Linked DNA regions of Homo sapiens: regions 2, 3, 4, 5, 6 and 7 are each linked to region 1. Evidence: read pairs that join two places in POLR2A ChIA-PET (ENCODE). Cell type or tissue: Caco-2. All regions are shown on one strand.

Region 1 (4,000 bases):
GAGAGAGAGACAGAGCTTCACCAGGAGAAGTAGCTCCTGAATGGCAGACGGGGCTTGGGTAGATGGGGAGATGAGGGAGGCAAGGGGTTGTGTGTGGATGTATCAAGGGCAGAAATGAACAAGGCACTGCATTTTTATCACTGAAATGTAATTTTGTGGCCTGGTCTTTGGTTTATAGGTAAGGACACAGGCCCAGAGAGGACAAGTATCTTGCCTAAAGCCACAGAGCATGTTAATAACAGAGCTGGAACCATAAAATTGGCATCCAGAGTAGAGAGCTTCATAAGCTTCCTAGTTCATATGTATCCACCCAAAGAGGGGCCCACAGCCATGCCCACCTGGTGCAGGTAGCCAGACACATGGCATTGGCTTCCCCTATGTCAGGACACTGAACAGCCTCCTCAAACCAGGCAGCAAACTGTTTCACTGGGTCAAGGGAGGTCAGATGAGTCTCCTCAAATGCCTAGGAAAGGAGATTTATTTCATTTAATAAACATATATAGTGCTTACTATGGACCTGGCACTGTTCTAGTCACTTTTCAAAAATCAACTCATTTAGTCCTCATGACAATGACCTTAAAATAAGAAATAGTATGCAGTAAGAAGATTCTGTGCCCCATTTTACAGGTGAGGAAACAGGCATAAAAACTCAGACAACTTGCTGTCCCACAGCTAGTGATGGATAAATCAGGGTTACATGTCATGGGTGTCAAAACTGTCTGTGCATCAGAATCACCTGGGGAGCATAAAAAAAACTTTCTGGGCTCCACCCCCAAAATTTCTCATTCAGCAGGTCTGAGGCTTCATCAAAAACTGCATTTTTATTTATTTATTTATTTATTTTAGACAGGGTCTCACTCTGTCACCTAGGCTGGAGTGCGGTGGTGTGATCTCGGCTTACTGCAGTCTCAACTTCCTGAGCTCAAGCAATCCTCCAACCTCATCCTCCCAAGTAGCTGGAATTACAGGCACGCTCCAACATGCTCGACTAATTTTAATTTTTTGTAGAGACAGGGTCTCACTATGTTGCCCAGGCTGGAAAAACTGCATTTTAAACAAGCGTTTCTAGAAATGCCCACATGCAACCAGATTTGGCAACCAGGGCCCTGGACCCCAATTCCTAAAAGGTTCTCTTGGTTCCCCTCCTGAGGAGCGAAAAGGAAAAGAACTTCCCAGTGGTCAGCAGAAAGTACTGAAGGCAGTAAGCTAAGAGCTTTCTCCTCCCCTCCTCCCCGAGCTAGTCCCCTTCCCCCATATTCCACTTACTTTTTTGTCAAACAGTTTGTAAGCTGTTTGTCACTGTACCCACCTAAAGAGGGGCCCATGACCATGCCCACCTGGCACAAGGAGGTTTGGGTGACCCCCAAATCTCCTTGCCCCAGGGGGTGGCCCCAGAAGCCCTGAGGGGCTGTTTCCTCCTACTCCCCTCCCCCCAGTAGATGACTCCGAGGACCCCTCTTCCCCCGCCCTTGAGGGAGGCCCAGCACAGTCCTGACATCCATCACATGAAACCCCGATTCATTCATCACTAGCTGTGGGACTGAGCAAGTTATTTGACCTTGCTACCTGTCGAGTAGCAGGGTTCTAAGCACTTTACAAACATCTTAGACCATAACATCCCCGTGAGGCAGATACTATCACTTCCCAGATGAGGAAACTGAGGCCCAGATACATTAAACATTCCAACCCAGGCAGGCTCCAAAGTTCGAGCTCTTACCCATTACGAAAGGCTGCCTTTTGAACCCATCTTCATTTGCGTTTCCCCGGAACTCCTCCCCTGGTGGGATGTCTTTGAAGCCCCCTTTTCCCACGGGGGGTGATCCTCAAACCTCCTTGCCCCACCGGGTGGCCCCAGAAGCCCCGAGGGGCTCCTACTACTCCCCTCCCCGCTGTAGATGACTCCGGGGACCCCTTTTCCCCCGCCCCTGCAGGAGGCCTGGCCCTAGCGGCGGCACCTCTCGGTCCCCGCGGTAACTCTTGCGCATGGGTCCCAGGTCCATGGCAGCACTGCGACCACACAGGTGACTGAGGTAGCCTGGCCACTCGGCAGGTCGCCCGAACGTCGCCGTGACGCCCCGCAGCCAGCACGTCATGGGGGGCCGCCGGCCACGTGACCCGGCTGTGGCCCGGCACTGGGTTCCTTTGAGTTCGGAACCAATTTCTCACCCTGGACTTCTACCCCGGGGAAGGAAGGATTTGCCAGTCGCCCAACCAAGCTAACAGGTCCTAAGTCCTCGGAGCCAATGAGTTTCCAGGATCGGAGGAGGGAGACAGACACGGAGAGGTCATTGGTTGGAGCTTTTCGGTAACGAGGCCAATTAGAGCGAGAACAGAGGAACCCAGCGGCCAATGGGTAGCGCCTTTGGGGGCGGGAGCAGAGAGACAAGGAAATGCTGTCACCGCGGTTAACACGCACGTGGAGGTTGGTTAAAGGTATAGGAGGATCTCTTGCAGCTCAGGCGGGGCGGAGGATGTGTCCCGGGGGCTTGAGGGGAGTAGTCAGTATTAAGTGGCTGGCCCATAGTAGGTGCCTGTAGGTGAGCTTAGGGCAGGAAGTACCCCCTGGGAAGGGAGACTAGTGGAATGGGAAAAGAAAAATGGAAAATGGAATTAGGGGCCAGACTCTGAGGCAAGGTGATGGGGACACATAGAGAAAAGGGTAATCTGGTTGTGGGGAGAAATTAGGGCATGAGAGTGGGAGAGGTTGAAATGACTTGTGGACCATGCCCCGAGTGGGGAGGTGCAGTGGGGTGAGGAAGAGACGGTGAGGTGAGAAGGAAGATGGCTGAATGGGAAGGGGGAAGAAGGAAATTTGGGACCAAGGTATCCCAGACCAGAGTGGTTTTCCTCTTCTAGTTTTGGTTTTGTTTTGTTTTGTTTGAGACGGAGACTAGCTCTGTCGCTCAGGTTGGAGTGCAGTGGCGCGATCTCGGCTCACTGCAACCTCCACCTCCCGGGTTCAAGCAATTCTCTGCCTCAGCCTCCCGGGTAGCTGGGATTACAGGCGCCCGCCACCACGCCCGGCTAAGTTTTGTATTTTTAGTAGAGACGGTGTTTCACCATGTTGGCCAGGCTAGTCTCAAACTCCTGATCTCAAGTGATCTACCCGCCTTGGCCTCCCAAAGTGCCGGGATTATAGGCGTGAGCCACCGCGCCCGCCACCTCTTCTAGTTTTAAACCCCTTCCCTCCAGCCTCATTTATTTAAGCAAGGGTCAGAGCATTTTACTCCCTTTGCTCATGGTTTCCCCTGCCATGGTGCACTGGAGTTCATAGGAGCCAGTGTCCTGGTAGATAGCAAGGCTGCCAATGTCCCATTTCTCCAGGGTCTCCCCAATCTTTGTCAAGCTTCCCTTTTTCCACATTTTGCCCATGCTAGGTAGTAGGAGTCTAGCCCCTAGGTCAATGCAAGCAATTGCCAACTGAGAGTACACTGAGCAGGTGGCTGTGCATAGCCTTTCCAGGCTGTGGATGCAAGGCTGAAAAATGGGAAACCCACTCATGCCCAGTCCAATTCTGAGCTGGCTGGGGCGGCCTTGGGTCGAGACCTCTCTGTAGCCCTGCTTTCCACCAGCATCAGGAAGGGGAACTGCAAGAGCCATCTAGGCAGGCACCCAGGACTGTGCCAGGTAAGGGGAACTTCCTGGCCTGGCCAGGTGTCTGCATTACAGCTGAGCTTCATGAAGCCCTACATTAGATACCTGTCATCCTTTATGTGTACATAGCTTGAGCCAGATAGAATCTGGAAGACAATTTTGCTGCAAAGAAATAATACATGTCTCAAGGCTTAATGATATTGGTCTATGGATTCTCCACTGGTTGGATTTTTTTGTGCTGCCATCATTTTCCTCCATCAGCATAATTGAGAGAAAGTTGAGTAGATTTACTTTCCTGTTGAAGTTGTCTTTCTTTTTTTTTTTTTTTTTTTTTTTTTTTGAGATGGAGTCTTGCTCTGTCGCCCAGGCTGGAGTGCAGTGGCGCAATCTCGTCTCACTGAAAGCT
Region 2 (4,000 bases), 91 kb after region 1:
CCAAGGAAGAAACTGAGGCTTAGAGGCACCTGACCTGCCAGGGTCAGTTTAGCAAGTGCAGGGCTGGGGCTAGAATTTAAATCCGTCAACTTCTAGTCCACAGGTCTTTGTGCATACACCTTAATCCAACCAATATTTACCTGGAACTGACTTATTTAATAATTATAACAAGGATATCTTCCATTTACCCGGCGCTTACCAGGGGCCCCTTGGGCTAAGCATTTTTAGGCATATCAATTCCTTTAAGCCCCCAGGAGACCCTACCAATGTGTACCCAGGTTGTCCGGATGAGGGAAATGAGCCTTAGAAAAGAGGGAGATGCACAGATGAATCCGACGTCGATTCTGGATAAGAACGTGTGCGTGTCTGAGGGGTACCATGCACATACGCATACACACATGGATTGATTTTCACCCCGCTTATGCACTCGGTTTAGCTATTTTTGAGTTACAGTTTGAGTGTGTCCCAAACGGGCATGCAGGACAGGTAAACCAATGGCGGGGGGGAGTAGGGGCTGTAGAGGCGAGATTAAATCAGCCTAAATTCAAGTATGAAATCGACTGTAAAGAGGAAAACGAAATTTTAAAAAGCCGACGGCAAAGCGCACAGAGGAGACGAATCTGAAAAATGAAAGAAATAGGGAAATTAATCTGCATTCCCCTGTGAAAAAAGGGGTCACATGGAGAGATCAACACTGCGGCATGGGAGTGAAGCATGGGGCCACCTCAGCGGCCAGGCAGAAGAATGCGTGGGTGGAGGACGGAACTTCCCTACCCACCGGTGCTTTGCGGGTCTCGGAAATGTCGACCCATCCAGATCTTGAGGGAAGTTTTTGTGAGCTCCGCGAGCGCGCTGAAATTTTACCAGAATATTGCACTGGGCATGTGAATTTTTCTCAAAGGAATCCAAGACCCCTCCCCAAAGTTAAGAACCTTGGGTTTAGTTATTCTGGTGAGAATTAGAAAGGAATGGTGGCAAGGGATAGCTCAATTCCTTCCAGAAGTGTCCCTTCCCAGGGCCATTCAGGCGCCTGCCCATTCTTCAGAACCGGGTGCTCGGGGGCGAGGGTGTGCGTAGGCTGAGCATTTCCCGAAGGACAGGAGGGCGAGGAGAGGCGAATTTGAGAGGTGGATTTCTTAGGCACTGGGGTTGCTACCTAAGGGGAGGGGCAGAGTGACAGCTGCTGGGACCTGGGACCAGAGTAGGGGGGAAGCAGAGACCGGTGGTGGGCAGAGGCTGGGAGAGGGGAGGAGAGGAGGTGGTCACCCAGAAAGGTCAGAGAGGGATACCCCGGAAGGGAGAGGGAAAAAAGGACGGGGAAGGGTGGTGGTGGAGAGAAGCGGCGCGGGGTGCGGGGGGTGAGGCAGGGCAGGGGACGGGGGTCGGGGGTCGGGGGAATGGCGAAGGAGGGCAGCCAAGACAAATTTCACACGGCCTAGGCCTAGAGGCGAACTGGAAACATACTTGGCGCTCAATCTTGTTTCCTTCTTTCCTCCCAGTTCCGGGGCAGGGCTGTCCGTTCAGAGAGGGTCAAGGGCCATCGAGGCAACCTAAGGGTTGCTGCCTAAGGGTGGCTCTGTCTCACCCCCAGGACCTGCCCCCTTATCCATTCCCCCTGGGTCTTAGTCCTGCGTCCTCTGCTAGACCGAGCTAGCTCCAGGGCAGTTTTCCACCCGGCGGGGCGGGTCTTAGAACCTGGGAATCACCCCACCCGGGCCCCTCTCCCTGGGAGTGGAGGGGACCAGGGAGGAGCGAGGGAGCGGGCGGCGCACGCCCTAGTTATCTTTCCTCCCCCACTCCCGCCCACCCCCTCCTCGCGGCCCTGGCTGGGCTCCGGTCCAGCCGAGCCCTCAAGGGTTAAAGGCGGCCGCAGGTGAGGTGGGCGGGGCCGCGAGTCCGGGGGAAAAAGCAGCGCTGGGGAGAGGATGAAGGCAGAGAGCGCGGGTGAGTCACGGGCGGAGCTGGCCTTGTTCGCTCGCTGGCTCCTGCCCGCCCTCCGTCCTCCGCCCTCTCGCCAGCGCTCACCTCCGCCGCCTGCCGCCTGCCGCCAGCCGCCGGGTCTGGCTCGCCCTGGGCTCCTGCCCCTTACCGCTGGAGAGCTCGCCGGCGCACAGGGCCTATGAGCGACCGTCAGTAGCGCACCAGCCAGCCGTGCCCGGAGCCCGCCGCAGCCTCGAGGTAGGAGCGCGGGTCGGGGTGGCCAGGGGTGAGCGCTACGGAGATTGTCTCGAAAAAACGCACTCCGAACGCGCCCCAGCCTCCTATGGCCTTGGGAGCGGGGTGGTCCTAAAGGATCTGAGAGGTTAGAACCCCGATGGAGGGAAAACTGGGCGGACGGGAGAGACTGGAGGGACCGAGGAGGCTGGAAACCGGGGCAACTGGAGCGACTGGGACAACCAGAGGACCGGGACATTGAGAACTGGGAGTACTAGCCGGTGATCCAGAGAGGCAGAGCCGAATGGGGCATAAGGGTGCACCGACTTGCCTTCCCACTTCGGGGAGCGAGAAGCCTGCGATGTACGCTGTGCTCTCTCCTTTCCTGAACTCTTTCTAGGCCTGGAAGTGAACCGGACACATACTTGGCACTCAATCCTGTTCCCTTCTTTCCTCTCAGCTCTGGGGCAGGTGGGTCAAGGACCATAGAGGCAACCTAAGGGTTGCCACCTAAGGGTGGCTCCATATCACCCCCAAGACCTGCCCCCTCCTCTATTCTCCTGGGTCTTAGTCTTGCATCTTCTGCTAGACTGAGCCAGCTCCAGGGCAGTTTTCCACCCAGTGGGACTGGTCTTAGAACCTGAGAATCACCCCGCTTTGGGTTTCTGAAATCTTGGTAGCAGGCCATTGCATCCCAGGCCTGGGCTCTCCAGCTCTCTGCCAGGAGAAGCCACTCTGGAGCCCAGATTATCCTAGCCTTCCCATCCTCCAGCCCCTGGGGCAGTTCCCAGGCACCAAAAGCTGTTAGGGTCCCTGGCTTCACAGCTCCCGCTCAGCCCCTTCTGTGCTGCCCCACCCCGGCCTGGGGCTCCTTTCCTGCAACTTCACCCTGTTTTCCTCTTGTGGTGAGGCAGCCGGAGCCTGAGTAGGTGCCCCCGTCCTCCTCTCCCTCCCTCTCCCAGGCTATCAGTGCCACCTCCCTGGTCCCAGAGGCAGGAGATGGTAGGGTCAGCTAAGCCCTGCTGTAGGAAGGAAACAATCCTGCCCTAAGTCACTGGTCTCCTCCCCCACCAGTAGAGAAGACCCAGGCACACAAACCTGCCCAGCTGAGGCACCAGGGCTTCCAGGCCTTAGGGAGAGGTGGTGAGAAAAGAGTGAACTTCAAGCCACAGATATGTGGTTGAGAAAGCGTTGGGGGTCTTTAGCGTTCTAAGGGTCTACAGAAAGATTGGTTTACAGAAAGTAACAGACTGAGAGTCCAGGAGTTAGGAGACCTGGTTTATTGAATGAATAAATGAACATCCTTGTCCAAGTCACTGTGCCAAGTCATTCAGTCTGCTTCCTTCTCTTCAAAATAAGAAGATTGGCCTGGAGCAGTGGTTCTCAACATTTGCTGCATATAAGAATCTTCTGGTGGTGGTGGGGAGCTTCTGAAAAATGATCCATGCCTAGGATGCACTTGCTTATGTCATCTTTTTGGGCAATTCTTGCTCTTAGGTTCTGTGGTTATGACTTCTCTTGTTGCCCTCCTCTTCCTGCACTCTGACCTTGTATCACTTAAAGGGGTGCAATTGTATCTTCCAGAGCTTGCTGTCAAGCTCTTCTCTGGGGAAGCCATTCCCTCCCAACTTTCTATCTGGGCCTCCCCTAGCATGGAGAGGAAGATGGGTAGCAGTCAGAGAGTTGCCTGGCACTGGTATGAGTCAAGAGAGGGATGGAAATTTGGTTTTCTCTGGTGGGGGTATCTCCCAGATTCCAGGGGTATCTGGTGGCCAGAAAGCTGCTCCCCAGGGAGGTGAAGTCCCTGCTTGAGGGAAGGGGGTGGGGGCATGTGAGTCGGTTTAGT
Region 3 (4,000 bases), 77 kb before region 1:
ATTGCAGGCAATCATTCCAAAAAAGGCCCTCCAAAAGGACCATTTTGTCAGGGACAATGATCTGAATATTTAGGTTCTGAAAAGTATGTTTAAAAATAACAAGTCGGCCGGGCACGGTGGCTCATGCCTGTGATCCCAGCACTTTGGGAGGCCAAGGCAGGTGGATCACAAGGTCAGGAGTTCAAGACCAGCCTGGCCAAGATGGTGAAACCCCCGTCTCTACTAAAAATACAAAAAAAAAAAAAAAAAAAATTAGCCAGGCATGGTGGCAGGTGCCTGTAATTCCAGCTACTCGGGAGGCTGAGGCAGGAGAATTGCTTGAACCCGGGAGGTGGAGGTTTCAGTGAGCTGAGATTGCACCATTGCACTCCAGCCTGGGCAACAAGAGCGAAACTCCGTCTCAAAAAAACAAAAAACAAACAAACAAAAAAAAACACAAGTCTACTTTATATCTTATATATTTAGTGCCCTCTTATCACTCTCACGTACCCCACTCTGAAAATAGACACATACACTTCAAATGAAAGAAAAAGAAGTAGCAAGAGGGATCTGATTCCATTTGACCAGATCCACAATTTCTCTTTGTCTAGACATCTGATTTTTTTTTTTTTTTTTTGAGACTGGGTCTTGCTCTGTCACCCAGCCTGGAGTGCAGTGGCATGAATACGGTTCACTGCAGCCTTGATTTCCTGGGGAGAAGTGATCCTCCTACTTCAGCTTCCCATGTAGCTTGGACTATAGGTGCACACCACGACACCTTGCTTTTTTTTTTTTTGCTTTTTTTTTTTTGGTAGGGAGATGGGGGTCTCACTTTGTTGTCCAGGCTGTTCTCAAACTCCTGGGCTCAAGTGATCCTCCTGCCTCAGCCTCCCAAAGTGCTGGGATTACAGGATTGAGCCGCCATGCCTAGCCTTTTTTTTTTTTCCTAAGGGACAGAGTTTTGCTCTGTCGCCTAGGTTGGAGTACAGTGGCGTGATCATGGCTCACTGCAGCCTCAACCTCCAGGTAGCTGGGACTACAGGCACATGCCACCACACCCGGCTAATTTTTTGTTTATTGTAGAGACAGGATTTTGCCATGTTGCCCAGGCTGGTCTTGAACTCCTGGACTCAAGCGATCCACCCAAGTCAGCCTCCCAAAGTGCTGGGATTACAGGCATGAGCCATCACAGCCAATCCAGACACCTGATTTTTAAGAGATTGAAAATATGTGTTTTACTCTCATGGCTGCCAGTGAGCCCTCATCTGAAACAAACAAACAAATAAACTTGAGGATAGAAGAAAACTCTGGAAGTGATGAGGCTATAACCTTGCTTCCAGACAACAGCTTCTTAGTGAGTGACAGGGTGTTCTGGGGTGGGGATATATGGGGTGAGTAGGTGAGGACTCAGGTTCTGGGTGGAATGATTGGAAGACTGGTTTCAGCTGCTTACCATTCCTAGCAGCCTTGTGTTTGGAAGGTTGGAGGGCTCTTGGAACATCCTCTCCTAAGAGATGGCTGGAAAAGTCCAGAATTAATTTATCTTGGGGAAACAGGTAAGATAAAAACTTCTGGAATCGGCCGGGCGTGGTGGCTCACACCTGTAATCCCAGCACTTTGGGAGGCCGAGGTGGGCAGATCACGAGGTCAGAAGTTTGAGACAAGCCTGACCAACATGGTGAAACCCCGTCTCTACTAAAAATACAAAAATTAGCTGGGCATAGTGACGTGCGCCTCTGGTCCCAGCTACTCAGAGGCTGAGGCAGGAGAATCGCTTGAACCCGGGAGATGGAAGTTGCAGTGAGCCAAGATCGCACCACTGCACTCCAGCCCTGGGTGACAGAGCGAGACTCCATCTCAAACAAACAAACAAACAAAACTTCTGGGACCCAAAGTCCCCCAAAATCTCAGTGTTCTCCAGATGGCAGCAAGAAGAAGTAGCTCTCACAGGTTTGCCCAGAAGATGGTGCTGTAAGACAAGCCCCTCTTTCATCCTTAGCCTGGCCGGGATCAGTGACGGGACTATGAAAAGGCTTGCAGGAACCAGACCTAGAGGGCATCTCTACTCTCTATTGGGCAGGAGTTATCTCACAGTGCTGAGCATTGCAGTCCATTCCTAGATACTCCCTAGACCACAGAGGAGAACCTTGGGGGTTCCCACATCAGAGCTGTGAGCACCTCCATGGGAACACGAAGGTGAGAGACCCTGGGCACCTGGGACAGCAATTGTCCTGAGAAAACAGGGCCTCTGATCAAGAAACACTGTCAAGAAATACAGACCTGGCTGGGCATGGTGTCTCGCTCCTGTAATCCCAGCACTTTGGGAGGCCGAGGTGGGCAGATCACTTTAGGTCAGGAGTTCGAGACCAACATGGCCAACATGGTGAAACCCTGTTTCTACTAAAAATACAAAAATTAGCTGGGCATGGTGACACATGCCTGTAATCCCAGCTACTCGGGAGGGTGAGGCAGGAGAATTGCTTGAACCCAAGAGATGGAGGTTGCAGTGAGCCGAGACTGCGCCACTGCACTACAGCCTGGGTGATGGAGTGAGACTCTGTCTCAAACAAACAAACAGAAAACAAATACAGACCTTTTCCTCCAACTCTGGAGATTTGGACCCATTCCCCAAGGTAGCTGGGAGGTTGAGGAAGGGGTCTGAGGGGCTTGGGCACTGACTGAAGTTTATACTCTAAGGTAGAAAAAAAAAAGTGGATCTTTCTGGGAGAGCAAGCTAGAGGCCTTCAGATTAGGAAAGTGAAACTCAAAGGTTGACTTACCCAATGTCACACAGCTAACAAGGGACAGAACTGAGACAAGAAAGAGGGTTTCCTGGAACCCTCTTACCTCTTCCTCTTTCTGCCCTGTGTTTTCTGCAGATCATGAGAATATAACGTTTATAAATAGAATTCCCTTGACAAGGAGTGCCTTCCTGGGCAGTAAGAAAAAATAGCAGGGCTCTTGACTCAAAACCCCAATGCACATTTTTCTTTGCATGCTTTTTTTTTTTTTAACAGTCTCACTCTATCACCCAGGCTAGTGTACAGTGGCACAGTCTCTGCTCACTGCAACCTCCACCTCCCAGGTTCAAGTAATTCTCCTGCCTCAGCCTCTTGAGTAGCTGGGATTACAGGCACCTGCCACCATGCCTGGTTAATTTTTGTATTTTTAGTAGAGACGGGGTTTCACCATGTTGCCCAGGCTGGTCTCGAACTCCTGAGCTCAAGCAATCTGCCCACCTCGGCCTCCCAAAGTGCTGGGAGCCACCATGGCTGGCTCCAATAGCGTTTTCTAATTTTTATTTTATTTATTTATTTATTTATTTATTTATTTATTTATTTATTTATTGAGACAGAATCTTGCTCTGTCGCCCAGGCTGGAGTAAGTGGCGCCATCCTGACTCACTGCTGCATGTGCCTCCTGGGTTCAAGTGATTCTCGTGCTTCAACCTCCCAAGTAGCTGGGACTAGAGGCACACAACACCATGCCCAGCTAATTTTTGTATTTTTAGTAGAGACAGGGTTTCACCATATTGGCCAGGCTAGTCTCAAACTCCTGACCTCAAGTGATCCTCCCGCCTTGGCCTCCCAAAGTGCTGGGATTACCGACATAAGCCACCACGCCCAGCACGTCTGTTTTTTAAATAATGAAATTAATAAGTGAGTCCCATCAGCTGCACTTCTTTTCTGAGGATAATTTATATACAAGACACAGAAAAGCTTCTTGCACAATGTTCTTTTAATAGGATTTATGTAAACTCACATTTGTCAGGATCCGTAAAAGTATTCTATTTCTTTCACACATGTAATTTTTTTGTACCTCTATCTCAGTGAAGGAGGCAGGCGTTGTCATTCCCACTTGTGAGGTGATTGAGGATGCTCTCGGGTGCTGGGAGCAGAAGCAATGCGGCCTGAACCCAGGTATGGATTTCATTTTGAAGAAAGGTCTCCTTGTAGGGCACTATCCTGGACCCAGTGGGCCTGCCCTTCCTATTTATTTCTTAGTGAAACCAGAAAGTTTG
Region 4 (4,000 bases), 58 kb after region 1:
AGCCGCCGTGCACACCAAGGTAACCATAGACTTGCCTGCCTTTTTCAAGCAGCTGGTTCTTCTCGCAGGGCCCCACCCACCAGCTCCACTCCTGACTCTTCTTCTCCACTCCCACTCTGGCCTCTGACCCATGCAGCCTGGGCCTGAGATGGTCCCTCCCCAAGCTCCTGGTTTCACCTCTGAAACTCCAAGGCTCCACATTGCTGAGATTTTACTATGGCTCCCAGCTGGGTCCCACCTTTGATCTGGCTTCAAAAAATAAAAAGCAGTACCAGGAGAGTAATTTTCCCGACCTGCTCGGGAGGAAGGCAGGCTGGAGGCAGGTCCTGACCAGCCCGGCCCACTCCTGGAGCCTGGAGTCAGAAGCTAGTGGCAGAGGGGGCAGGGGACAGGGGAGCAAAGCCACCTTTCCTCATTAACTTCCTCCCCTTCCTTTCTGGGGCACTGACCTGTCTCTTCCTTCCCTTCCCAGCCTGCCAATCAGCAGGGAAAAGGATGATACAGCTGCTTCCCCCACACCCCTCCTGAGGCTCTCCCCACTCAACCTCTTGCCTCTTGGGCAGCAGTGCCTCAGTCCTCTCTCCACACTGTTCCCCTGGCCTGTCCCTGGGGGGTGGGGACCGAGCACTCAGGGTGGGGCCTGGTAAGGGACAAGTCTGTGCCCCCTGGCTGAGCACCTGAGACATTACTCAGTTGGCTGTCTCAGCGCCAGCTCTGGTCTTGAGGGACTGGACTGAGGGGTGGGAAGGGGAAGGTCCAGCTTTTTATGGGCCTTCCTGCCCACCCCTCTCCGTGGTGCTGCAAGCCCTGGCCCAGGATTTCCGTCTTTCAGCAGCAGCACCTGCCCCTCCCAGTTCAAAGGCTCTGGCTCCTCACCTGTTCTCAGGGTGCTTGCCTGGTCCTTTTAAGTGGTTAGCAATGCACCCCACCCCCACCCTGCTGAGGGTCTGGGCTTCTCCGTGCAGGTGGGGGACCAAGGTGATGGGGCACAGAGTCCAGAAGCGGCAGAAACACCCTTCAACCAGATGAGCTGTCCCCAGTAGGCACAGGGCTACCGCCCTTCCTTTCGGTGGGTAGGGAAGGAGCTGGGGTCTGGCCCTAGAGAAAACTGGCAGCTGGGTTTGGTGGAGCAAGGGCAGAGGGCATGGGGCTGGGGCCGGGCACTTTCCATTTGAGAAATTCCTGTCTCAGCTTTTTAGCTCATTGACTGAGATGAGAGATGGCTGCTAAGCACAAGGGACGTTCTGTTTTTCCGTCTTTATTTTCCTATCCTTGTACCCCGTCAGGTAAGACTCCTACCCACATGCACATTGTGAAAGCATTCCCTAAATATTGGAGCTGGCAGAACCCACTCACTGCCCCCTTCCAGGCCCCTGGGCTTGTCAGGGGTTCTGGCCACTGCTGTGCATTCCTTGTCTGGGCAAAGGAACAGTGAAAGCCCGAGCCCCACTTTCTCCAGGGGGAGGCCCCTTCTGGAAGTTGCCCCACCTCCACTCTCCCCTCGCCTTGCCCTAGGCACCTCTCCCTGACCTGGGGGCAGAGAGGAGAGCTCGGGGAGGGGGAGGAAGTTGGGAGCCACCTCGTCTCCAGGTGGGGCGGGGTCCCAGCAGCGATAACCATCTTCTTGGCAGCTCCAACCTGTTCTATTGGTATTTTTTTTTTTCCTAGAGGAGAAAGGTGAAGGCCTTGGCGGGGAGTTATTCTGGCTCTGAAGTGTCCTTGCAGCTCCCCAGGCCCCTGCAGGCCTTGTGCAAGAGCTGTAAATCTCTCACCACCCACAGGCCTGGGGGGGCCTGCCGCTGGGACTTTCATGTCCGGAGATTTTATGCCTTTGCTCCTCTGTTGGGCTCCATAGCTCCTGCCTGGGGCCTCTCCCTAGCCTGTAAAAATCCAGTCCCATAAATCTCTGCTGCCCCCCAGGAGCCAAGCAGAGTTCTTCCCACTCCAACTCCCACTCATAAGCATCTCTCCCCTCAAGAGACCACAGTGAAGTGGCAAGGTCGAAGCAAAAGGTTTCCAAGAAGGGCAGCAGCTAAATGGGGGTCTTCCTGGGACCTCCTCCGGCATCAGTCTCTGCTTGGGTGGGATTGGACTCTGTAACTGAATGGTCTGTTTCCAGCTTCAATGCTGGAGGGGCTTCTGGGGGTCTCTGGTGGGGAGGCCCTTGGCCTCCACTGCCTATTAGTATCCACCTGAGCCTCCCGAGACAGGTGGCTGTCTGTCTGCCAAGCCCCCAGGTGCATTGGAGGTGGCAGGCAGCCCAGTGACTATGCTGCTTTCCTGGATCAAAATGGGAAACCCAAGGAAAGGGAAAGGCATAACAGTGGCTGAGGCCTGGAGGCTCATGGATGGACTGCACGGTCCAGTGGATTCTGGGGTAAAACACAGTGCTTAACTTCTTAGTCTGATGGGGGAGACTGTGCACTCGTCCAGGACCTGGGCATTGAGAAAGGGGCCAGATTGCCGGCACTGGGTAGGACTCAGGGCAGGGATGATACTGTGCCTGGGAACGTCCCATTAGAGAAGAGGAGCACCAGACTGGCTTGGGAAGGAGGAAGAGGCGAGAGCTGCAAAGGGAGCAGGGTGTCCCCAGCAGAAAGAACAGTTTGTTCACAGGTTCCTAGGAGAGAGGATGTGACCTGGGTGGGGGGACGCCAGCATGTTTGCCAGGAAGGTGAGGAGCCTGGCTCCACCCTTCCTGGAAAGACATGAGAAGGAGAGAGTGGCCTTCATGCTGAAGGTGGGGAGAGGTAAGGTGGGCGGTGGGAGGGAGAGCTCTATGGTGGAAGGGCTTGAGTGGGATGCAGCTGCTCAGGAGAGAACCCAGGCCAAACTCTCACTGACCCTCCTGGCCTACTGGGATCTCACTGCCAGATGAGCAGACATTGGGAAGCCCAGGATCTCTGTTCAAAAGTCATCTCACTCACCCACCCGCATCCCCGCCATGTCCAGATTCTGACTTGCATCCCATCTCCCCATGCCCACTGCCAGGCTGAGCTACTGCTCATGGCTACCATTTATTGAGTACCTACTGCATGCCAGGCACTGCTCCAAGCTCTTTACATGCGTTGACTCATTCAAGCCCATTTTCCCTATGAGATAGGTCCTATAATCAGCCCCACTTTGCAGATGAGAAAACTGAGGCATAGTGAGCTTAAGTAACTTGCTCAAGATCACACCACTGGCTTCACAGTCAGGATTCCAGCCAGGCACCTGGCTCTAGAGCCCATGTCTCCACCTCTGCCCTCTGCTACAGAAGAGGCTTCACCACCAAGGCCCGGGGAAAGGGTGTCCTCTGTGCCTCCTCCCAACTCCTTCAGAGGCCAGTGGGGTTGGCCCTGGACATTTGGAGAGAAGCCTGCCAGTTATCCTCTTTCCACAGGGAGGGGGCAGTTGTAGCCTAACGTTCTGGTGCTTTCTAGGGGTCCTCTGCCTTTTGGGGTATGCTCACCTCAAAGGCAGCATCAGGGACAAGCTCCTGATTCCCACGGGGTGCCCTGCTTCCGCTAGTGCCCAGCAACCATGGGGAAACTGGGCAATAGCAAAAGTGAAACTGACTCAGCCGGTTTCCCACCCCTGCCAAGGGAAATGGGGAGCAGCCTCGGCTGGACAACAACCAATTAGGCACTTTTTATTGCCCACGCTGTCATAATCCTCAGAGCTTGGCTACGATGAAGGAGAGGAAATAGGATAGGATGGAATTCCAAGATGCCTTTAGAGTTCATCCCAGCCATTCCCCTGCTTCTAGATGGGAAAGTTCAAATACCATCCACAAGAACTTTCCTCCAAGTGAGGCCCTTAGCCCTGGAAGTCAATAGGCCTTTGCATCTATTGCATCTAACAAGAATCATTCAACCTCATAGAGGGGTTTTCTCCTGTCCTTTGCTCCAGCGACTCAGGGAAGACGAATCTTATTTGTGTTTTTTCCCAGGACACGGTGGGTGGGGAGCTAGGCTCATGCAGTCGTGAAGACCTCTGGTACCACCTGGATGGTGGCATT
Region 5 (4,000 bases), 170 kb before region 1:
AGCCTGGCTAGCATGGTAAAACCCTGTCACTACTAAAAACACAAAAATTAGCTGGGCGTGGGGGTAGGGACCTGTAATCCCAGCTACTCGGGAAGCTGAGGCAGGAGAATCGCTTGAACCCAGGAGGCTGAGGTAGCAGTGAGCCGAGATCACACCATTGTACTCCAGCCTGGGCAACAGAGTGAGACTCCGTCTCAAAAAAAAAAAAAAAGAAAAAAGGCGGAGCATGGTGGCTCACGTCTGTAATCCCAGCACTTTGGAAGGCCAAGGCAGGTGGATCATGAGGTCAGTTTAAGACCAGCCTGCCCAGGCTGGGCGCAGTGGCTCACACCTGTAATCCTAGCACTTTGGGAGGTGGAGATGGGTGGATTGCCTGAGCTCAGGAGTTCGACACCAGCCTGGGCAACGTGGTAAAACCTCATCTCTACTAAAATACAAAATAGTCAGCCAGGCGTGGTGGCAGGCGCCTGTAATCCCAGCTACTCGGAAGGCTGAGGCACAAAAATTGCTTGAGCCTGGGAGGTGGAGGGTGTCACTGCACTCCAGCCTGGGCAACAAAGTGAAACTCTGTCTCAAAAAAAAAAAAAAAAAGCAAAAAAAACCCAGCCTGGCCAAGATGGTAAAACCCCACCTCCACTAAAAATACAAAACATTAGCTGGGCATGGTGGTAACCCCCTGTAATTCCAGCTACTCGGGAGGCTGAGGCAGAGAACTGCTTGAACCCGGGAGGCGGAGGTTGCAGTAAGCCGAGATTGTACCACTGCACTCCAGCCTGGGCGACAGAGCGAGACTCCATCTCAAAAAAAAAAAAAAAAAAGAAGGCCTGGGCATGGTGCCTCACGCCTATAATCCTAGCAACTTTGGGAGGCTAAGGCAGGCAGATCACCTGAGGTTAGGAGTTCGAGACCAGCCTGACCAACATGGAGAAACCCCATCTCTACTAAAAATACAAAATTAGCCAGGAGTGGTGGCGCATGCCTGTAATCCCAGCTACTCAGGAGGCTGAGGCAGGAGAACCTCTTGAACCCGGGAGGTGGAGGTTGCGGTGAGCCGAGATCGCACCCAGGCAACAAGAGCAAAACTCAGTCTCAAAAAAAAAAAAAAAAGAACATATTTCCCAGCCAGGAGTGGTGGCTCACGCCTGTAATCCCAGCACTTTGGGAGGCCGAGACAGGTGGATCACTTGAGTCCAGGAATTTGAGACCAGCCTGGCCAACATGGACAAACCCCACCTCTACTAAAAATACAAAAATTAGGCAGGCATAGTGGTGGGCACCTGTAATCCCAGCTACTTGGGAGGCTGAGGCAGAGAGAATTGCTTCAACCTGGGAGGTGGAGGTTGCAGTGAGATGAGATCATGCCACTGCACTCCAGCCTGGGCAACAGAGCAAGACTCCATCTCAAAAAAAAAAAAAACATTATTTCCCAGCCGGGCCTGGTGGCTCACACCTGTAATCCCAACAATTTGGAAGGCCAAGGCAGGAGGACTGCTTGAGCCCAGGAGTTCAAGACCACCCTAGTAACATAGGGAGACCTCCATCTCTACAAAAATATTTTCCAAATTAGGCAAGTGTGGTGGCATGCACCTGTAGTCCCAGCCACTTGGGAAGCTGAGGTGGGAGGATTGCTAGAACCCAGGAGGTTGAGGCTGCAGTGAGCCATGATTGCACCACTGCACTCCAGCCTCTGTAACAAAGCAAGACCCTACATCAAAAAAAAAAAAAAACCCAAAAAACAAAAAAAGAAACAACATATTTCCCAATTTCCTTAGTGCCTGGTATGTTGCAAGTTCTCTTCATTGTCAACTCCAGTTCCTACATAAGCACCCAAAAAGCCAGTCACAGACCCAAGAAGGAAGCAAGAGCAAACTCACACCAAACCAGCATTTCTCTGTAGCTGCTTTCTCAGCCACACGAACTCACGGTAGCGGCGCCGCACACAGGAAGTCTTGGCAGTAAAGGCTTTGCTGTTGGTCTATACATGAAAGCACATGAAGTACATGAAAAGGGTTTAGTGGAAATAGACAAGTTCACATGAGCTCCCTATCATTGCTTTCACTGAGGAGCCATGCCATCAGGCCACAGACCTGATCAGGTCCCCAACTAGAACAAGGTGCCACCAGGCAGCCCAAAAGCAACTCAAAGACATACCTCAAGCTCTCTTTCCTTTCCTCCCTCCCTTTCTTCTAAGTCTTCTGTCTCGGGTCCACCAGAAACACTCAAAAATAGGTTACACCTTGACCTGCACGGTGGCTCACGCCTATAATCCCAGCACTTTGGGAGGCCAAGGAGGGTGGATCACTTGAGGTCAGGAGTTCAAAACCAGCCTGGCCAACATGATGAAACCCCATCTCTACTAAAAAAATATATATTCAAAATTAGCTGGGCGTGGTGGCACATGCCTGTAATCCCAGCTACTTGGGAGGCTGAGGCAGGAGAATCACTTGAACCTGGGAGGCGGAGGTTGCAGTAAGCCGAGATCACACCACTGCACTCCAGCCTGGGCAACAAGAGCAAAACTCCATCTCAAAAAAAAAAAAAAAAGGTTACACCTCAGTACAAGCCCCTCAGCCCTGCAGAGCGCTGACCCCAATACAGAAGCTTGATGTACTCACATGGAGGAATATCTTATAATCCACATAAGAGTTCCAGGAGCCCTCATTCTGCACTCGGGGGTCCTGAACACGCACTGTAATCACCTCCTGTAGGTAAGAAAAGCTCCCTCAGCTTCAGCTACACAGCAAGGCAGCTCTGACAACACAGGTCGCTAGATTTTTCCACCCAACACCAACTTTCATTCACTCAACACCAACTTTCATTTATTCAATTCAACTTTCATTCACTCAATTCAGTCACTCAATTCAACAAATTTTTACTGAGCCCCACTACGTGTCAGACACTGTTATAGGCACTGGGGATAAAGCATGAACAAGAGACGTAAGTGCCTGCCCCCATGAAGCTTACATTCCAGTATATTCCAATCAAAGGAAAATTTAGTCAGAATGGAACCCCAATTTCCTAGGAATGCCTCTGCTGTTGATTTCTTTCTCCTGACTTTATTCTGAGCTCATCAGAACCACCAAAGTAATACTGCAGGTAATAATTAATGATTTGCATCTCTATGTCCTCTTTCCTCCTAAATCCCCTCTCCAACTTTTACCCACCTGTTCTCTGCAGACCATACTCTTACCTCCTGTTCTTGGTTCTCCGACATCCTACACCAAAAGCCCATTGGAAGGAAACATCTGATGAGGGACAGAGGATACAGGATCAAGGTTAGTATGCCTCTGTTCTTATCATTCTTTACCAGGGAAAACCCCGAAAGTTTTTAATAGACCCCCGTGGGGAAACCCAGGCAACACTTTTTGTTCTTGTAAAACTTAAGAGGAAGCAAAAAAAAAATCCCCATTAGCTCAATGCCAAGCTAAAAGGCCCTGGGGGATTTGCCTCCCTTCTCAGACCAGGCCCTCAACTAGGCCACCTCTCCCCAAAGCGTGTTGGAGTCTACAGAAAGTTTGTCACACGCAGCCAGAACAGGCGGGTCCAGATGTAAAACTTTTGCCTTGAAGAATGCAGGCACAACAGGGTCTGGTGAGCACTCACATCACAGCATTTTTTTTTTTTTTTTGAGGCAGAGTTTCACTCTTGTTGCCCAGGCTGGAGTGCAATGGCACAATCTCGGCTCACCACAACCTCTGCCTCCTGGGTTCAAGCAATTCTCCTGCCTCAGTCTCCCGAGTAGCTGGGATTACAGGCACGTGCCACCACACCCAGCTAATTTTGTATTTTTAGTAGAGACGGGGTTTCTCCATGTTGGTCAGGCTGGTCTCGAACTCCTGACCTCAAGTGATCCGCCCTCCTCGGCCTCCCAAAGTGCTGGGATTACAGGCGGGAGCCACCACGCCCTGCCAGATCACAGCTTTGAAAGCGAGCCTAACAGCACCCCCTCCCGGCTGTTTAGAGACAACCAAGTCCCCACAAACACCAATGCTTCTGCATT
Region 6 (4,000 bases), 110 kb after region 1:
TGCACTTCAGCCTGGGTGACAGAGCAAGACCCTATGTCATAAAAAAAAAAAAAAAAGAGGCTGGGCGAGGTGGCTCACTGTAATCCCAGCACTTTGGGAGGTCGAGGTGGGTGGATTGCCTGAGGTCAGGAGTTCAAGACCAGCCTGGCTAACATGGTGAAACCCCATCTCTACTAAAAATACAAAAAAAATTAGCCGGGTGTGGTGGCGCACACCTGTAGTCCCAGCTACTCGGGAGGCTGAGGCTGGAGAATCGCTTCAACTCAGGAGGCAGACGTTGCAGTGAGCCGAGATCACACCATTGCACTCCAGCCTGCGCAACAGAGTGAGACTCCGTCTCAAAAAAAAAAAAAAAAAATAGGAAGAAGGCCAAACATCTATGACAAGTGGATAACAGAGGCAAGTACAGGGGAAAGGAAGAAGGAGGAGGAAGAAGGGAAAGAAGGAGGAAGAGGAAGAAGAAAGAAAGAAAGAAAGAATAAGGCCAAACATCCCTGACAAGTGGATAACAGAAGCAAGTACAGGGGACAAAGGGAGTACATAGGCTGTGCACTAAATTCACAGTAGGAGGAATCAGGGAATGCTTCCTAGAGGAGGTGACAGATGAGTAGGCATTAGCCATGAAGGTGGGGGGATATGGGGAGAAGGCATTTCAAGCAGAAGGAATAGTACATGCTAATACAGCCCTTCCGAAACTCCAATATGCCCATGCAGATTCTAATTCAGTAGATCGGGTGGAGGGGCTGAGATGCTCCACTTCTAACAAGCCCCCTGTGATGCCAATGCTGCTGTCCTACCCCTGCACCCCCTCCCATCCACACATACTCTGAGTAGTAAGGTACTAAGGTGTGAGTACACAGTGTGGGAAATTGTACACTTGTGGAGAGTGGCCAGAAATAAGGCTGAAAAGCAGAAGTCAACTCATGCTTAGGCATTGGGATTTATTTGGGAGGAAGTTTCTATCAGTGAATGCCTGATTAGATTTGTTATTTAAAAGGATCACTTTGGCTACTCAGGAGGCTGAAGTGGGAGGATTGTTTGAGGAGTTCAAGACCAGTCTGGCCAACAGAGCAAGACCCCATCTCTAAAAAAGTAATTAAAAATACTTTACTTTTTGTTTGTTTTAGAAATAGGGTCTCACCCTGTTGCCCAGGCTGGCATGCAATGGCATGATCATAGCTTACTGCAGCCACAGGTACCTGGGTTCAAGTGATCCTCCTGTCTCAGCCACCTAGGACTACAGGTGTGCACCACCATGCTCAGCTAGTTTATTTTTATTTTTTAGAGATAGGATTCTGTCTCTATTGCCCAGGCTGGTCTCAAACTCCTGGGCTCAAGTGATCCTCCTGCCTCAGCCTCCCAAAGTGGTGGGTGTGTAGGAGAGAGGTGAACACGGCCTTATCTAAGACAGTTGAGTGAGGATGGTGAAAAAGAAATGGAATTATTTTGAAGAAGGGAAAATCAGCTGGGCATTACCACTGATTGAATGTGTGGAGTAAGGAGAGAAACAAAGATCAGTTGACAAATCAGTACACGTCAGGGACCTGGTCATCCTGAGTGTTTCAGCCTTCTAGCACCCCTTTTCTCCCCCATGCACTCACATCTTCTCTGACAGTTCCCCATCTTCAGGGAAAGTCAAGTTCCGCTTAGTGATAAGGGCTTCAGTGATGCAGACGCCCCCTTCCTCTGGACCCTGGGCTGACTTCCCTGTGAAAAGATGAGTCCAACTGTGACACTTCCTCACTCTTGGAGGCCTTACCCCGCTGTTTTCCAACTGCTCTACCCACCGTCCCACCTCCCTACTCACCTCCAGACATGATCTAAAATAAAAGGCTGCTGGTCTGAGGCGGGAGAGGAACGAAAAGAGAGGTCTTGGCGGCCCCTAAGGATGGCAGAACTCAGGATGGCAGGAGGAGAGAGAAACTCAGAGACTTAGGAGAGGAGGAAAGGGGGTTGATTCAGAGAAAATTGCTGGGGTGAGGTCGAAGAAAACAGTAAATTGATGTGAAGGGTCTGGAGTTTGAGGGGTGTGGAGGGGCTTTGCTGGCAGCAAGCTGGGGTGTTGTGGGCAGGAATGGTTGAGAAAGGAGCAGTTCCTAGGAAGCCGGAGTCGTTGCTAAGAGACTGGACGCCGAGTGGGGAGGTAAAGGCGGGCTCCGTTGGCCCGGCCTAGCGCATGCGTCTTACGGCTACAGCCGGCGGGTACGCCCACTGCTTCCGGCCCCGGGGTTCGCTACCCCACAATCCTTAGCTCTTTCCGTCTCCACTCGGCTTCCGTCCATTCTTCCGGTGGAGATGGCTGCGGCCGTGGCGGGGATGCTGCGAGGGGGTCTCCTGCCCCAGGCGGGTAAGGAGTGGCCCAGGTCCTCACGGCGTGTCTTGCGGCCGCTCTCTAGTCCTCATCTGCCCTCCTCTACTACTGATTCTTCCCATAATCTCTGACCCCAGCTAGATCGCTGGCCTCCTTACCCCGTCCAGTTCCTTGTGACTCGACTGGTAATCACAGCAACAACGTCCAGATGTTGTCTGTCTCCAGCGTTTCTTTTGCCTGGACCACTCCTCGCCCAGACCTTTGCATTATGTCTCCATCTTAATGTGTCAGTCTAAATGTCACCTCAGGTCTTCCCTTGACTCCTTAGCCCCGTCGCAATCTGTAATTTTGCATTTGTTTAGTTGCTTGTTTCCTCTATTAAACTCCGCAAGGGCAGAACCATGTTCATTCAGCATAGCCAGCAGGTGGCATGGTGCTGGATGTTAGTAAGCGTGCGGTAGATATTTGTTTAGTGAATGGATTTGAGCACTTAATATAGGCCAGGCACTGTGATAACTATTTTTATATGTGTTAGCTCATTTAAATCTTTTAAATCATTTAAATCTAAAGCACCCTGTGAGAAAGACATTCGCATCTCCTCTTTACAGACGCAGCAACTGAAGTTCAGACCAGTTGGGTGGCCAAGGTCACAGCTAGTAATTGGCGGAAGAGAGATTAAAATCCAGTTTCGGCTGGGCGCGGTGGCTCACGCTTGTAATCCCAGCACTTTGGGAGGCTGAGGCGGAGGGAACACCTGAGGTCAAGAATTTGAGACCAGCTTGGCCAACATGGCGAAACCCCAACTCTACTAAAAATACAAAAATGAGCCGGGTGTGGTGGCGCGTGCCTGTAGTCCCCGCTACTCAGGAGGCTGAGGCGTGAGAATCGCTTACACCCAGGAGGCAGAGGTTGCAGTGGGCCGAGATCGCATTGCTGCACTCCAGCCTGGGCAACAGAGCGAGACTCCATCTCAAAAAAAAAAAAAATCCAGTTTAATTTGATTCCAAAGCCTGCCTGCAGTCTTAACAGTTAGGTTTTGTGGCTGCTGGCAATAAGACCTCTTACCCCAGCAAATATCCATACTCTCTGACTGTTAGAGCCGCCTTCTATCTGGACCTTTTTCTGAGGTCACATCCCAGTCTTGGAAATGACTGAAAGTGGGAAGTTCTAGTCTTGGCCCTTGTGTTGAGGATTAAGTGGTCACTTTGTCTCAGGGCTTTTGAGTGCCTCCCTTGTTTTCTGTGGGGTGCTCTGTAGCATTATCTGTAAACAGGAAGAGAGGAGGAAAGAGAAACTTGTCTGAGAGCTGTGAGAATGGTGTAACATTTTTTTCTCCTCTTCAAATCATAGGACAGGGTGTCAGAGCAGCGGTTAGAGTGGTGGTTTTCAAACTTTAGCATGCGTCAGCATCACCAGGAGGGCTTGTTAGAACACTATTTGTGACCCGTCTTGGTAACATAGTGAAACCTGGTCTCTACAAAACAAAACAAACAAAAAACACTATTTGCTAGGCTCCACCCCAGAATTGCTGATTCAGTAGGTCTAGGCAGGGCCTGAGAATTTATGTTTATTTTTCTTTCTTTCTTTCTTTTTTTTTTTTTGAGACAGTCTTGCTCTGTCACCCAGGCCGGAGTGCCGGAGTGCAATGGCACAATCTCGGCTCACTGCAACCTCTGCCTCTTGGGTTCA
Region 7 (4,000 bases), 170 kb before region 1:
CCTGGCCAACATGGTGAAACCCCTTCTTTACTAAAAATACAAAAATTAGCTGGGCATGGTGGCGCGTGCCTGTAGTCCCAGCTACTCGGGAGACTGAGGCAGGAGAATCAGTTGAACCCAGGAGGTGGAGGTTGCAGTGAGCCGAGATCGCACCACTGCACTCCATCCTGGCAACAGAGTGAGACTCCGTCTCAAAAAAAAAAAAAGAAAGTTTCAGTTGTAACTGTCCTTAAAAACACTGGGCTGGCCCAGTGGCTCACGCCTGTAATCCAACACTTTGGGAAGCTGAGGCGGGCAGAACACTTGAGGCCAGGAGTTCAAGAACAGCCTGGCCAACAAGGCAAAACTTCGTCTCTACTAAAAATACAAAAATTAGCTGGGCATGGTGGCACAGGCCTGTACTCCCAGCTACTCGGGAGACTGAGGCATGAGAATTGCTGGAACCCAGGAGGCGGAGTCTGCAATGAGCCAAGATCACACCACTGCACTCCAGCCTGGGCGACAGAGCAAGACCCTGTCTCAAAAAACAAACAAATAAACACTGGAACAAATACAAAAACCTAGACACCAAGTAGTAATTTCTAGCAACCACTCTTCTCCATTAGATTCCTCCCCACAGATACCACTCCTCAAAAGAAAAAGCTCAGTTCTGCCTCTGGAGAAGCAGCAGGAAGTTCCTAACTTTAGTTCTCTGATCTGGGAGATGGATCTGTACTTCATCCAAATAAGGCTAGAGTCAGTGACCATAGCTAGTTACATAACTTAGTGTTAACTACATTTTCTGGGCCCTTTCAACCACATCTGAAGTTTCCTTTACTTTCTTCACCTGTACCAGCACCAGTAGCTCTGGTGAGTACCCGATTGTTTGCTGTTTACAAAGTAGATTCATCGTAAAGCTTTCTAATATAGTAACAATGCAAGGCTTTAGTCTCACCATTTATTTTCTCTCCCATTTAAACAACTTCAAGAGACAGGTTAAGAAACAAATCAGGTGATAAAAGTAGATGGAACTACTGAGACTACCGTCCCTTCTTACTCAATCTTGAGCCTTTAGTGCCAGATGGCAGAAAGCAATTCAAAAAGCTCTCGCTCCAATTATAAATATCACAGGTACTAAACAGAGGAAGCTCCCAGTTCTGACCAAGCTCTGTGTGATCTCAACCAAGCAGTTATGCTCCATCTTTTTGTCCATCTCTAATCGTACGCCTTTCACTTGGAAGGTAAGTAACAAAGGCGACCACAATCTACCGCCAAGTCTCCCGTGTCCACGTAAAATACTCGCCATTGCCCCCAGTCTTAGCCATTTAAGTAAATGTCCCCAGAGTCTTTTACTACGGCCACTCTTTCTCCATTCTCAACAAACTAGGACCGAAAGGTCCACATGGTCCTTCTTTCTTTCCGATTAAGCTTGGGGGGTAGGAAGTGAAAGATACACTTTGAAGGTAAACTGAAAAGCCGGGTTTCCTTTCTTGGATCCCGAGCAAGCCCTTGCCTTAATCCCGGGTGGTAAGAGAGTCCCTCCCTAGGATGTAAAGCGATGCCACCATCCCGAGTGCCACTACTGACGCTCAAGCCCACGCCCCCTCACAGGAGAGCAGCACCCACTCCCCAGGCCCCGCCCACGCCCTCTCACCTGAGAACAGCACCAGCTCCCCACAGCGACACCGCCCGCGCCCCACCATATAGCCAGATCACGGCTTCTCCTTCCGGGTGAGTCGCCGGTGCCCCGGTGCACGACGGGAGACGCCCCAATCCCGGGTGCCCGGGACGCCCCGCCCCTACAGGCCCGGGCTCTGAGTGGGATTCCCGCTTCCGAATAGCGCGGCTCCGCTGGCCAAGGCCCCGGACTGGAGTCGGGATCCCCCCTCCACTCACTTGGGACGCCGGAGAGTGCACGCAGGTGCCGGGTGAGGGACGGCGAATGGATATCCAATCCGGGGCCGCGTTCCGCCCACTGTCAGGGGAAGCCAATCAGCGGCCAGGGGGCGTCAGCGACGGGCAGCCAGTGGGTCCCGGGAGCAGAGGGGTGTAAGGGGGTTGTTACTCTTGTTCTCGCTATGCGAGGGATAGTCTGCAGTGTGGGAGGTTCGGGGCTTTAGGAAGCCCACATCCCTGGATCCTCACTAAGTCCCGAGAGCCACCATTTGAACCTCGTAGTTTGCTGTTCCCCAGCGGAGCTATCAAGGGGACTCCGATTCAGATTCGTAAAGCCACGGACCGATTGTCAGAGTGAAAGTCAGACTCGAGAGGGTCCGGCGACTCAGATTGCTCACACCGAAACAAACTCGAAGCAATATCATGCAGCTAGGGAGCAAGAGAAAGCCGTTCAATGTGTTGGTGGTCTTTTAACAACTTATTTAAAGATAATTTCAGCAAGCCTAGCGCGGTGGCTCACGCCTGTAATCCCAATACTATTAGGGAGGCCGAGGCGGGAGGATCGCTTGAGGCCAGGCTTGAGACACGCCCTACCAACTTAGGGAGACCCTCGCCTCTGCAAAATATTTTAAAAATTAGCCGGGCATGGTGACACGCGCCTGTAGTCCCAGCTACTCGGGAGGCTGAGACAGGAGGATGGCTTGAACCCAGGGGTTCGAGGCTGCAGTGAGCCCTGATCACTGCAGAGCAAGACCCTGTCTGAAAAAAAGAGAGAGAGCTAAAAGGAAGAAAAGAGAGGAAAGAAAAGAAAGGGGCCGGGCACAGTGCCTCACGCCTGTACTTCCACCACTTTGGGAGGCGGAGGCGGGTGGATTACCTGAGGTCAGGAGTTCGAGACCAGCCTGGCCAACATGGTGAAACCCCGTCTCCACTAAAACTACAAAAATTAGCTGGGCGTGGTCATGGGCACCTGTAATCCCAGCTATTCAGGAGACTGACACAGGGGGATTGCTTGAACCCAGGAATCGGAGGTTGCAGTGAGACAAGATCGCGCCATTACACTCCAGCCTGGGAGACTCCATTGTAAAAAATAAATAAATAAAAAGGAAGATAGCTGGGTTCTCCTATGTGCTTCCCCTTTCTCTGTTGTGCTCTGTTGTTTTGGTACATTAAGAAAATTCAGCCTTATATAGCTATGTAGTTGAGAAAAGGAAGAGTATTTTTAGCCTTCTCAAACAATTCTGAATACTCTTCTTTGATACTACCCAAATTCAACAAATGGTAACTTTTCTTTGCTTTTTTGAGACAGGGTCCTGCTCTGTTGCCCAGGCTGGAGTGCAGTGGCAGGATCACAGCTCACTGCAGCCTCAACCTCCAGGGCTCAAGCCATCCTCCCTCCTCAGCCCTTGGAGCTGCTGGGACCGCAGGCGTGTGCCACCATACTCGGTTAATTTTTAAAATTTTTATACAGATAATTTTTTAAGTTTTTAAAATTTTATACAACATAGAGTCTCCCTATGTTGCCGAGACTGGAAGTGTTTATTTATTTATTTTTAAGTACACACCACCTTGGAGATGGAGTCATTTCTTAAAGGTTAAGTGTGATAGGGAGTCAAGCCATTTAGAAAATACTGGTACAGAGTTATGCAGATCAGCCAATGTTGATGCATTTATTCAATGTAAAAAAAAATCACATTTATTAAATTCATCACTGATCTCATCAGGAAAGTCTCAAGAAACTGCCTACTGACTAGCTGGGATTACAGGCACGCGCCACCATGCCCAGCTAATTTTTGTATTTTTAGTAGAGATGGGGTTTCACCATATTGGTCAGGCTGGTCTTGAACTCCTGACCTCATGATCCACCCGCCTTGGCTTCCCAAAGTGCTGGGATTACAGGCATGAGCCACCGTGCCTAGCCTCACATGTCTTAATATTAAGACAGCCTCAACCTCCTGGGCTCAAGTGATCCTGCCACCCAAGCCTCCTAAGTAGCTGGGACCACAGGTGTGTGCCACCATGCCCGACTAATTTTTTATTATTATTTGTATAGATGAGGTCTCACTATATTGCCCAGCCTGGTCTTGAACTCTCAAGAGATTGAGACCATCTGGTGGTGTGTGAT

The links. ChIA-PET counts read pairs that join two places held together with the same protein. Peaks named below come from ENCODE experiments on the same cell type or tissue, not always from the same donor. Only the 100,000 strongest peaks of a DNase experiment are listed, where the experiment ranks them.
Region 2: POLR2A ChIA-PET joins it to region 1 with 13 read pairs; 9 of 35 experiments call an interaction of 5 or more read pairs at or near these places.
Region 3: POLR2A ChIA-PET joins it to region 1 with 13 read pairs; 19 of 35 experiments call an interaction of 5 or more read pairs at or near these places.
Region 4: POLR2A ChIA-PET joins it to region 1 with 14 read pairs; 26 of 35 experiments call an interaction of 5 or more read pairs at or near these places.
Region 5: POLR2A ChIA-PET joins it to region 1 with 11 read pairs; 9 of 35 experiments call an interaction of 5 or more read pairs at or near these places.
Region 6: POLR2A ChIA-PET joins it to region 1 with 14 read pairs; 17 of 35 experiments call an interaction of 5 or more read pairs at or near these places.
Region 7: POLR2A ChIA-PET joins it to region 1 with 10 read pairs; 11 of 35 experiments call an interaction of 5 or more read pairs at or near these places.

Annotation. Positions count from the first base shown.
Region 1 is chr17:47,939,769-47,943,768 of GRCh38, reverse strand. PNPO (pyridoxamine 5'-phosphate oxidase) reads right to left here and starts at 2,198. Exons shown (of 7, transcript NM_018129.4): 1 at 1,956-2,198; 2 at 339-463. The coding sequence starts at 2,093. It overlaps SP2-AS1 (SP2 antisense RNA 1), which reads left to right and starts at 2,365. Exons shown (of 3, transcript NR_103857.1): 1 at 2,365-2,422. RefSeq lists an enhancer at 2,152-2,446. In Caco-2, CTCF peaks have their summits at 1,034 and 1,911; DNase peaks (open chromatin) are centred at 1,428, 2,278 and 3,560; H3K4me3 peaks cover 2,041 bases.
Region 2 is chr17:47,849,097-47,853,096 of GRCh38, reverse strand. It overlaps SP6 (Sp6 transcription factor), which reads left to right and starts at 1,934. Exons shown (of 2, transcript NM_001258248.2): 1 at 1,934-2,178. In Caco-2, a CTCF peak has its summit at 2,010; a DNase peak (open chromatin) is centred at 1,916; H3K4me3 peaks cover 1,936 bases.
Region 3 is chr17:48,016,473-48,020,472 of GRCh38, reverse strand. No RefSeq gene overlaps it. Among named protein-coding and RNA genes, the nearest start is that of MIR10226, 14 kb to the left of the region's middle. RefSeq lists an enhancer at 2,670-2,769. In Caco-2, a CTCF peak has its summit at 1,944 (motif pointing right); a DNase peak (open chromatin) is centred at 1,982.
Region 4 is chr17:47,882,016-47,886,015 of GRCh38, reverse strand. No RefSeq gene overlaps it. Among named protein-coding and RNA genes, the nearest start is that of SP2-DT, 12 kb to the left of the region's middle. RefSeq lists an enhancer at 1-341. In Caco-2, no CTCF peak of the experiment used is centred here; DNase peaks (open chromatin) are centred at 145, 725 and 1,665; H3K4me3 peaks cover 629 bases.
Region 5 is chr17:48,111,276-48,115,275 of GRCh38, reverse strand. It overlaps SNX11 (sorting nexin 11), which reads right to left. Exons shown (of 7, transcript NM_013323.3): 2 at 3,191-3,245; 3 at 2,616-2,702; 4 at 1,875-1,975. The coding sequence starts at 3,232. Among named protein-coding and RNA genes, the nearest start is that of SNX11, 5.5 kb to the right of the region's middle. In Caco-2, no CTCF peak of the experiment used is centred here; no DNase peak of the experiment used is centred here.
Region 6 is chr17:47,829,807-47,833,806 of GRCh38, reverse strand. It overlaps MRPL10 (mitochondrial ribosomal protein L10), which reads left to right and starts at 2,266. Exons shown (of 5, transcript NM_145255.4): 1 at 2,266-2,347. The coding sequence starts at 2,296. It overlaps LRRC46 (leucine rich repeat containing 46), which reads right to left and starts at 2,137. Exons shown (of 8, transcript NM_033413.4): 1 at 1,808-2,137; 2 at 1,602-1,707. The coding sequence starts at 1,817. RefSeq lists silencers at 2,101-2,260, 2,501-2,560 and enhancers at 2,023-2,852, 2,853-3,684. In Caco-2, a CTCF peak has its summit at 2,662; DNase peaks (open chromatin) are centred at 1,676, 2,216 and 2,706; H3K4me3 peaks cover 1,937 bases.
Region 7 is chr17:48,105,472-48,109,471 of GRCh38, reverse strand. It overlaps SNX11 (sorting nexin 11), which reads right to left and starts at 1,706. Exons shown (of 7, transcript NM_013323.3): 1 at 1,634-1,706. RefSeq lists silencers at 1-6, 1,541-1,700. In Caco-2, CTCF peaks have their summits at 1,794 and 2,011; DNase peaks (open chromatin) are centred at 1,791 and 1,851; H3K4me3 peaks cover 2,339 bases.